Regions from separate parts of the Homo sapiens genome. Here region 1 is linked to region 2. A link is an interaction called in ENCODE POLR2A ChIA-PET data of the cell type or tissue named here. Cell type or tissue: GM12878. All regions are shown on one strand. Each heading gives the region's core, and the rest is flanking DNA. Links, peaks and the distances in the headings are about the cores only.

Region 1 (4,396 bases), core at 186-4,185, 210 kb after region 2:
TGATTTATTTATAATGACTATCTACAGAAACAACTCATAGTCTGTGGGGTTTTCTTAGTGTATTTTCAGGAGTCAAAAATCTAAACTTTAAAAAAATCTGTAAATTTAAGGTAGATGCTGACTGAATGTGCTGTATTTTTCTTTTTAAACAGGAATATTAAGAAAATCACTTTGCCAAGTATTGGTCGATTTCGTCACTTTACCAATGAAACTTTGCTAGATATTTTATTTTATAACAGCCCCACCTACTGTCAGACAATTGTGGAAAAAGTAGGAATGGAGATAAACCATCTGCATGCACTCTTTATGAGTCGGAACCCAGACTTCAAAGGAGGTGTCTCTGTTGCTGGTCACAGTTTAGGTAAAACTGTCAAATATTCACATTTTAAATACAATTTTTGTTGAGTCATAACTGCTTTCAGTGTAGGTGATATTGTTAGTGCAAAATTAAGAATTACAGATTTTAAGTTTCAGAAAAGGTAGAAATGAATGCTCTGAGTTTAGATTCTGCCTTTTCTATATTCACCTCTAGTATTACCTAGGGAATGCTATGTATTTTACTTTATTCTGCTGTTTGATAAAATAATTAATTATCAGGTCTTGAATAACATGTAACTTCTGTATGACTTTTGACTATAGACAGTGAAAAAAGAATTAGTGTTATAAAAGTACCTACTACATTATAAGGCAAAATGTTTCTTTTTCATAGGTTCTTTAATATTGTTTGACATCCTGTCTAATCAAAAAGATTTGAATTTATCAAAGTGCCCTGGACCTCTTGCTGTTGCTAATGGAGTTGTGAAGCAGCTACATTTTCAGGAAAAGCAGGTACGTCTGTACGTGGCCAATTAACATTTCGATTTAGAGTCTATGGAGCTGAACAATTTTCAAAAGTCTGAACTGTTTCTTGAAACTTTTGTTTGTTTGTTTGTTTGTTTGTTTGTTTTAACTGAGCCTCATTGGTTGCTTGGGCTAGTCTTGAGTTCCCTCCTGGCCTCAAGCGATCCTCCTGCCTTGGCTTCCCAAAGTGCTGGCATCAATAACTCTTCAGAGAATCCCCAAATTCAGAGTACAGTTATAGGCCCAAATATAATAGCTTCCGTGTCCAGCCCTGAAACTGGTTTTACATATTAAAGTACACCGAGGTTTAGAAATGGAATGGAATCATATAGCTCATTATTTGAGTTTCTCACTCTTCTTCTTTATGGGTTATAAATTTAAATGTGAAAGTTTGTGATTTTTAAAAATGTAAATTATAGGAAATGGAGACTTGAGTGATTTATTAAATTTATATACTTTTCAGAATATTCAATTTTTTTTTTTTTTTGAGGCGGAGTTTCACTTTTGTCACCCAGGTTAGAGTGCAATGGTGTGATCTCGGCTCACTGCAACCTCCGCCTTTCGGTTTCAAGCGATTCTCCTGCCTCAGCCTCCCGAGTAGTTGGGATTACAGGCGCCTGCCACCAAGCTGAGCTAATTTTTGTGTTTTTAGTAGAGACAGGGTTTCATCATGTTGGCCAGGCTGGTCTTCAACTCCTGACCTCAGGTGATGCACCTGCCTCAGCCTCCCAAAGTGCTGGGATTACAGGCGTGAGCCACTGGGCCTGGCCAGAATATTCAAACTTTGAATGGCAAAGTACTGTGCCTAAAATTATGATTTCTGTGTAAAGCAAAATTGTTTGAGAGTTTTCGTAGATCAGCAGTCATTATATGGGAGTTTTTCTGAGCTTGTAATGTTTTTCATACTTTTTTTTTTAAAGATGCCTGAAGAGCCAAAGCTGACTTTGGATGAGTCGTATGACCTTGTTGTTGAAAATAAAGAAGTCCTAACTTTGCAAGAAACTCTGGAAGCACTTAGCCTCTCTGAATATTTTAGCACTTTTGAAAAGGAAAAGATTGATATGGAGTCCCTGGTACTGATCATAGTTTGCTTCATTTTGTTTGAAATTGTTTTTCTTGTGTAGATTGAAAATTAAGAATAAACATTTTCGTATCAAAATACACTCCAGAGTAGACAAAGACTGAAATGTTTTAAAAAATTGAAAAACACAGAAGAATATTTTTTTATAATCTGAAAGGCTTTTCTGAGTATGATGCAAAATCCAGAAGCCATCAAAGAAAAAAATTGTATAACAGTAGACACCATAAACAACATCTAAAGGCCAGTGATACATTTGCAACACACATTATAGACAGAGGGCTTACTTCATTGATTTTCAAAGCTTCTACAAATCAGTTACAGAAAGACCATCACATCAGTGTGATATGTAAATAGGCAAAGAATATAAACATGATTTACAGAAAAGGAAATAACAAATGGTGTCTTCGCATATGAAAACTCATAAGAGAAATGGAAATTGAAAGTACAATGGGATTTTTTTTAACTTACCAGTTTGAAAAAATAGGAAGTTTGAAAATATGCTATGTGGCCAGGGTGAAGGGAACTAGGCATTGTTATATATTGTTGGTCAGACTGTAAAATATTACAAACTCTTTGGAAGGCAGTTTGGCAATATCTTTAAGAATATAAAAATTACCCTTTGCTTCATCAGTTTCATTGCCAGGAATATTTCCTATAGAGAAATATTCAAACAAGAATTATCTACAAGGATACTCACAGCAGTGTTTGCAAGGTAACAAAACATTAGAGACACCATTGGTGTTGAGGAGTAGGGTGCTAGTGAAATCATTTATGGTGCATCCGCATAACGGAGTACCCTACAGCTGTTGAATGAATGATGCAGTGTCAGAGATACCCGTCTCTAAGGTACATTTACATGAAGAGAGCAGAGTTCATTACTGTGTGCATAGTAGAGCACACACACAGAGAAAAACATGTAAGTGCTATGCATACATAAGACATCGCTTCAAAGAGAGCAAGTTTCCACAGTTGCGCTGAGAGGAGAATTCTATGTTTGGGACAGCAGTGGGAGGAAGATATTTCATCGTATGCTTGACTATAGCTTTGGAATTTTGTATACCATATGTGTATTTTCTGTTAATTAATAGAATGATTTAGGTGTGGAAGCCTAAGATTTTATAGCCTAAACTGATGCATGATTTAAATACAAAATAACTAACTTGTAAAAAGTTGAGTGGCTCTTAGATTGCTTTAGATGATGTGGTTTCTTTATAATTTTCATATTCTCATTTCAGTTCTTCTATCACTAGATTGATTAATGTGCTTGTCTGTTTCCTTTTAAAGCTTATGTGTACAGTTGATGACCTGAAGGAAATGGGGATACCCCTTGGACCCAGAAAGAAGATAGCTAACTTTGTAGAACATAAAGCAGCCAAACTGGTAAAGTTCACCTCTGACTCAAGAAAAACTAAAACTCATGGTGTGACCAGCTCGTTTATATTATAGAAAATTTTAATACTACTATGGTTAGGTAAGCTAGTTTGCTCCCTACCTAGGGCACAGTAATGGAGCTGATGGAAACCCAGACTTAGGAGTCAGAGTTGGGCTTAAGTCCACATTAGGCTAAGTGACCATCCTGGTTTTCCTGGGACTAAGTTCCTAGGATGAAGGGCTTTCAGTTTTAAAATGGATATTTAAGGTTTTCCTGGTGCAAACAGTGGTTAAGTTCTGACAAATAAATTCTCAGCTCAACTGCTCATTAACTGCGTATTAATGAGCAATTTGTATTTGGTTTTATTCATTTGTTTATTTTGAGATGGGATCTTGCTGTGTTTCCCACTGCTGGTCTCAAACTCCTGGGCTCAAGCTATCCTCCCGCCTCAGCCTTCTGATCATGAGTGATTTTCTTAATTTTTCTGATCCTTTGTTTTCTTCATTTCTAAAATGGAATAATACCTTCCTTACAGGATTGGAGTAAGCATGAAATAATGCATGCAAAGCTTAGCACCAAGTAATAGCTCACTTTCTTCCCAGTCCTTACCATCTAAAGAGATGAGGAAAAACATACACACTGAAGTCTTAAACACTAAACAGCAAAAATTGTTAACAATACAAAACAAGGCAACAGCTAAAAAGCATTTAAAACTAGAACAACTGGAAAATATACTTGTTTTATTAATTTTAATTTATTGATCAAATTAATTTTACAGAGGTTTTCTAATTAGAAAAATTAGATGACTCTTAGGGTGGCCGTCTTATTTGTATTGTTATTAACATGCTCTTTGATGATCCTTCCATCTTTTGAATTTCTATGGTTCTATTATTTTACTACCTGTTTGGAACTTAACCTACATCATTTCTTTATATGGGAAATGACTATAAAGTCATAGGACTGATTTTTTTTTTAATGGTTAGCTTAAGGAATTGAGTCTTCTCAGCATTTTATTGAATAGCAGCTACCTCTTTTGAGTCAGGCACTGTGTTCAATTCTTGGGAGCCGGAGATTAACCAAGAGTGTGCTGTCTAGTTGCGGGG
Region 2 (4,396 bases), core at 150-4,149:
CTGCTCCATACAGCTTTGAGAGCTTTGAGCAAGTCATCAGATACAGGATGGCTGCAGAGATGGAGCCTTCTTGAGAGTAGGGAAGGGGAGAGGAAGTGTGAATAACAATAAAACATACTCAGGTAGTGGGGGCAGAGGGAGAGGCTGCAAATAGTCACTATTTAACACTTTGGTTGCTGTTATACTTCATTCCCTCATGGCTGATGTTTTACTTTTCCTTAAGAGTAAATAGATCTGTACTCTTTAAAAATAGAAGGAAACAATATGATTAATTTAGACAGGCTTCTATTACTCTCTATATGACTTTTTCTTTCTGAGTAACTGTATTAGTCCATTTTCACGCTGCTGATAAAGACATACCCGAGACTGGGTATAAAGAAAAAGAAGTTTAATGGACTCACAGTTCCTCGTGGCTGGGTGGGGGCGGGGGCCTCACAATCATGGTGAAAGGTGAAAGGTGAAAGGCACATCTTACATGGTGGCAGGCAAGAAAGAATGAGAGCCAAGCAAAAGGGAAAACCCCTTATAAAACCATCAGATCTCATGAGACTTATTCACTAGCATGAGAATAGTATGGGGAAACCACCCCCATGATTCAATTATCTCCCACTGGGTTCCTCTCACAACACACGGGAATGATGGGAGCTACAATTCAAGATGAGATTGGGGACACAACCAAACATATCAGTGACATAGGAATTGGCATATTAAAGGGAGCAGTAGAAGCCATTCAAAAAAAGTACAATCCCCCTTGGGCATGTTTACTGGGTTAGTGTTCTCCCCAAATTCATGTCCACCAGGAATCTGTCAATGTGACCTTATTTGGAGACAGGGCTTTTGGCAGATGTAATTAGTCATTAAAATGAGGTCCTACTGGATTAGGGGGGTGGGCCTGTGGGTTGGCCCAACATCCAATTTGACTGGTGCCCTTATAAGAAGAGAACTGGGTGGGTGTGGTAGCTCACACCTGTAATCTCAGCACATTGGGAGGCCAAGGCTAGAGGATCACTTGAGCCCAGGAGTTCGAGACTAGTCTGGGCAACATAGGGAGACCCTACTTTACAAAAAAAAAAAAAAGCTAGGCATGATGGCGTATGCCTTTGGTCCCAGCTACTTGGGAGGCTGAGGTGGGAAGATTTCTTGAGTCCAGGAGGTTGAGGCTGTGGTAAGCTGTGATGACACCACTGTACTCCAGCCTGGGCAACAGAGCGAGACCTCATCTCTTAGAAAAAAAAAAAAAAAAAAAAAAAAAAGAAGAATGGAGCCGAGAGAGACACACACAGACAGACAGGAGGAAAATGCCACGTGACAGTGGAGGCAGACATTGGAGTGATGCAGCCGCATGCCAAGGAATGCCAAGGGTTGCCAGAAGCCACCAGAAACTGGGAAGAGGCAAGGAAGGATCCTTCCCCACTGCCTTCAGAGAGCACATGGCCCTGCCAATGCCTTGATTTCAGACCTCTAGCCTCCAGAATTGTGAGATAATAGATTTCCATTGTTTTCAGCCACCCAGTTTGTGGCACCTGGTGATGGCAGCCCTAGAGAGCTGATACAGGGAGCAGTGCAGGGATAGGCACAGTGCTTGACAAGTGCTTTTGAATTTCAAACAGTAGCTGCAGGTCCAAAGAAGAGATCTCAAACCTGTGTTAGGATTATACAAGTGGTACAGGGTGCAGTGGCTCACACCTGTAATTCCAGCACTTTGGGAGGCTGAGGCAGGTGGATTGCCTGAGCTTATGAGTTCAAGACCAGCCTGGCCAACATGGCAAAACCCCATCTCTACTAAAAATACAAAAAAAAAAAATTAGCAGTGCGTGGTCGCGTGTGCCTGTAATCCCAGCTACTTGGGAGGCTGAGGCAGGAGAATCACTTGACCCCGGGAGGTGGAGGTTGCAGTGAGTCAAGATCATACCAGTGCACTCCAGCCTGGACAACAGAGTGAGACTGCCTCCAAAACAAAACAAAACAAAAAAACAAAAAGAAAAACAAGTGGTATGAATTGTCTAGCACACACCCACAGAAATAGTTTCTTTCCCTTTCAAACGTACTGCATGTCAAATGGAAACTACCGACCAAAATCCCTTGAGATCTCTTGAGGGTATTCATCTGCACAAGTAAGGTAACACGTACAAAGGGCTTTAGAGCCAGAGAACTCATCACAAACTGGGAGGTGATTATTTTTCCTTCAGTGCAAAGAATCTTCTACATTCTGAAACATCAGGATAGCTGCTTAGGGGCATAAAGTCAGCTAGCTTTTGAGAAATTTTTCCATTTTTGAGAAAAAAATAATCATTTAGCAACAGGAACAGGAAGAGAAGTATTGGAATCATAATGTTTCCTTAAATTTCTCAGACATCAACTTGAAGTATGATGCCCATGTTTAGTGTATGGTAGGCTTGTCTTTTCTGCCAAAAGGGATTGTATGAAGATTGACAATGTAGATATTTGAAGCTGATTTTATTTGTTTGTTTGTTTTGAGGCAGGGTCTCCCTCTGTTGCCTAGGCTGGAATGCAGTGGCGCTATCATAGGTGGCTATAGTCTTGAATTCCTGGGTTTAAGTGAGCCTCCCGCCTCAGCCTCCCAAAGTACTGGGATTACAGGCATGAGCCACTTCACCTGGTCTGAAGCTGATTTTGAATGGAATAGCACTGTTCCTAGGTAGGGAGTTACACGAGAGGCTGGGTGGTGCAGTGGAAATCATGCTGGGTTAGAGATTCTGAGGTTGGTTTCTATGAGGCCTGGTGTCAGAAATTTGCTGCCTGACTGTGGGCAAGTTGCTGCAACTTGCGAAGTCTTCGTTAGGCTGGGTAGGTGACTGCTGGATTCTCTATACTTCCCCCACTGAGTGGGAGGGGAGGGTATTAGCCCCTGTAATGAGTGTCCTCCCAAAAGATATGTCCAAGTCCTAATTCTCAGTACTTATGAATGTGACCTTATTTGGAAGTAGAGTTTTTGAAGATGCAATTAATATAAGGATCTTGGGATAAGATCACCCTGGATTAGGATGGGCTCTAAATCCAATGACCAGTGTCCTTTCAAGAGACAGAAAAGGGGAAGACACACAGAAACACAGGGAGGCCTAGTGTGGTGGCTCAAGCCTGTAATCTCAACACTGTGGGAGGCAGAGGCAGGAGGATCGCTTGAGGCCAGGAGTTCAAGACCAGCCTGGGCAACATAGCAAGACCCTGTCTGTATGGAAAAAAAAGAGAAAGAAAAGTATATGTTAGGCTGGGCATGGTACCTAATGCCTGTAATCCCAGCACTTTGGGAGGCTGAGGTGGGTGGATTGCTTGAGCCCAGGAGTTTGGGACCAGCCTGGGCAATATGGCAAGATCCAGTCTCTACAAAATATACAAAAATTAGGCATGGTGGTGCATGCCTGTAGTCCCAGCTACTTGGGAGGCTGAGGTGAGAGGATCACCTGAGCCCAGAAGGTTGAGGCTGCAGTGAGCCATGATCATGCTACTGCACTCCAGCCTGAGCAACAGAGTGAGACCCTGTCTCAAAAAAAAAAAAAAAAAAAAGAAAGAAAGAAAAAAGAGAAAATTACACACACGCACACACACACACATATATGAAAATAAATAGAAACCCATGGAAGAAGGCCAGGTAAAGATTCATGTGAGGGTGGAGTCAGAGATGGAGTTATTCGCTCTAAGCCAAGACACACCAAGGGTTGTGGGAGCTGCCAGAAGGTAGGAGAGAGGCACGGAACGAATTCTCTCACAGAGTCTCCACAAGGAATTGACCCTGCCAACTCCTTAATTTTGGACTTGGCCTCCAGAACAGTGAGAGAATCAATTTCTGTTGTTCTAAGCTACCAAGTTTGTGGTCAATTGCATGGCAGCTATAGGAAACTCATATGGACCTCTACAGGTTAGGAGGGGGCACTGCCCCAACAGGCCCTCTGATATGGTTTGGCTGTGTCCTCACCCAAATCTCATTTTGAATTCCCACGTGTTGTGGGAGGTAATTGAATCATGGGGGCAGGTCTTTCCTGTGCAGTTCTCATGATGGTGAGTAAGTCTCAGGAGATCTGATGGTTATTATAAGGGGGAGTTTCCCTGCATAAGCTCTTTCTTTGCCTGCTGCCATCCATGTAAGATGTGACTTTGCTCCTCCTTGCTTTCCACCATGATTGTGAGGCTTCCCCAGCCATGTGGAACTATAGGTCCACTAAACTTCTTTCTTTTGTAAATTGCCCAGCCTCAGGTATGCCTTTATCAGCAGCATGAAAACAGACTAATACACCCTCTCTACTAGGAACCCCTGAGGAATCATCACTGCGTCTGATGATGGGATGCCAGGGCTGCCCATCTTTGTCAGACCAAACGCATGGGATTCTGAATGAGGTTGTATTTGTTGCCTGTGGCTGCCATAACAAATTAGGACAAA

Evidence for each region. ChIA-PET counts read pairs that join two places held together with the same protein. Peaks named below come from ENCODE experiments on the same cell type or tissue, not always from the same donor. Only the 100,000 strongest peaks of a DNase experiment are listed, where the experiment ranks them.
Region 1: POLR2A ChIA-PET joins it to region 2 with 6 read pairs; 1 of 35 experiments calls an interaction of 5 or more read pairs at or near these places.

Annotation. Positions count from the first base shown.
Region 1 is chr10:119,917,684-119,922,079 of GRCh38, forward strand. It overlaps SEC23IP (SEC23 interacting protein), which reads left to right. Exons shown (of 19, transcript NM_007190.4): 9 at 153-361; 10 at 710-828; 11 at 1,761-1,913; 12 at 3,206-3,301. Among named protein-coding and RNA genes, the nearest start is that of SEC23IP, 27 kb to the left of the region's middle. RefSeq lists an enhancer at 4,142-4,311. In GM12878, for the core only: no CTCF peak of the experiment used is centred there; a DNase peak (open chromatin) is centred at 2,308; H3K4me3 peaks cover 344 bases; H3K27ac peaks cover 1,378 bases.
Region 2 is chr10:119,707,068-119,711,463 of GRCh38, forward strand. No RefSeq gene overlaps it. Among named protein-coding and RNA genes, the nearest start is that of INPP5F, 17 kb to the right of the region's middle. In GM12878, for the core only: no CTCF peak of the experiment used is centred there; a DNase peak (open chromatin) is centred at 2,064; H3K27ac peaks cover 2,352 bases.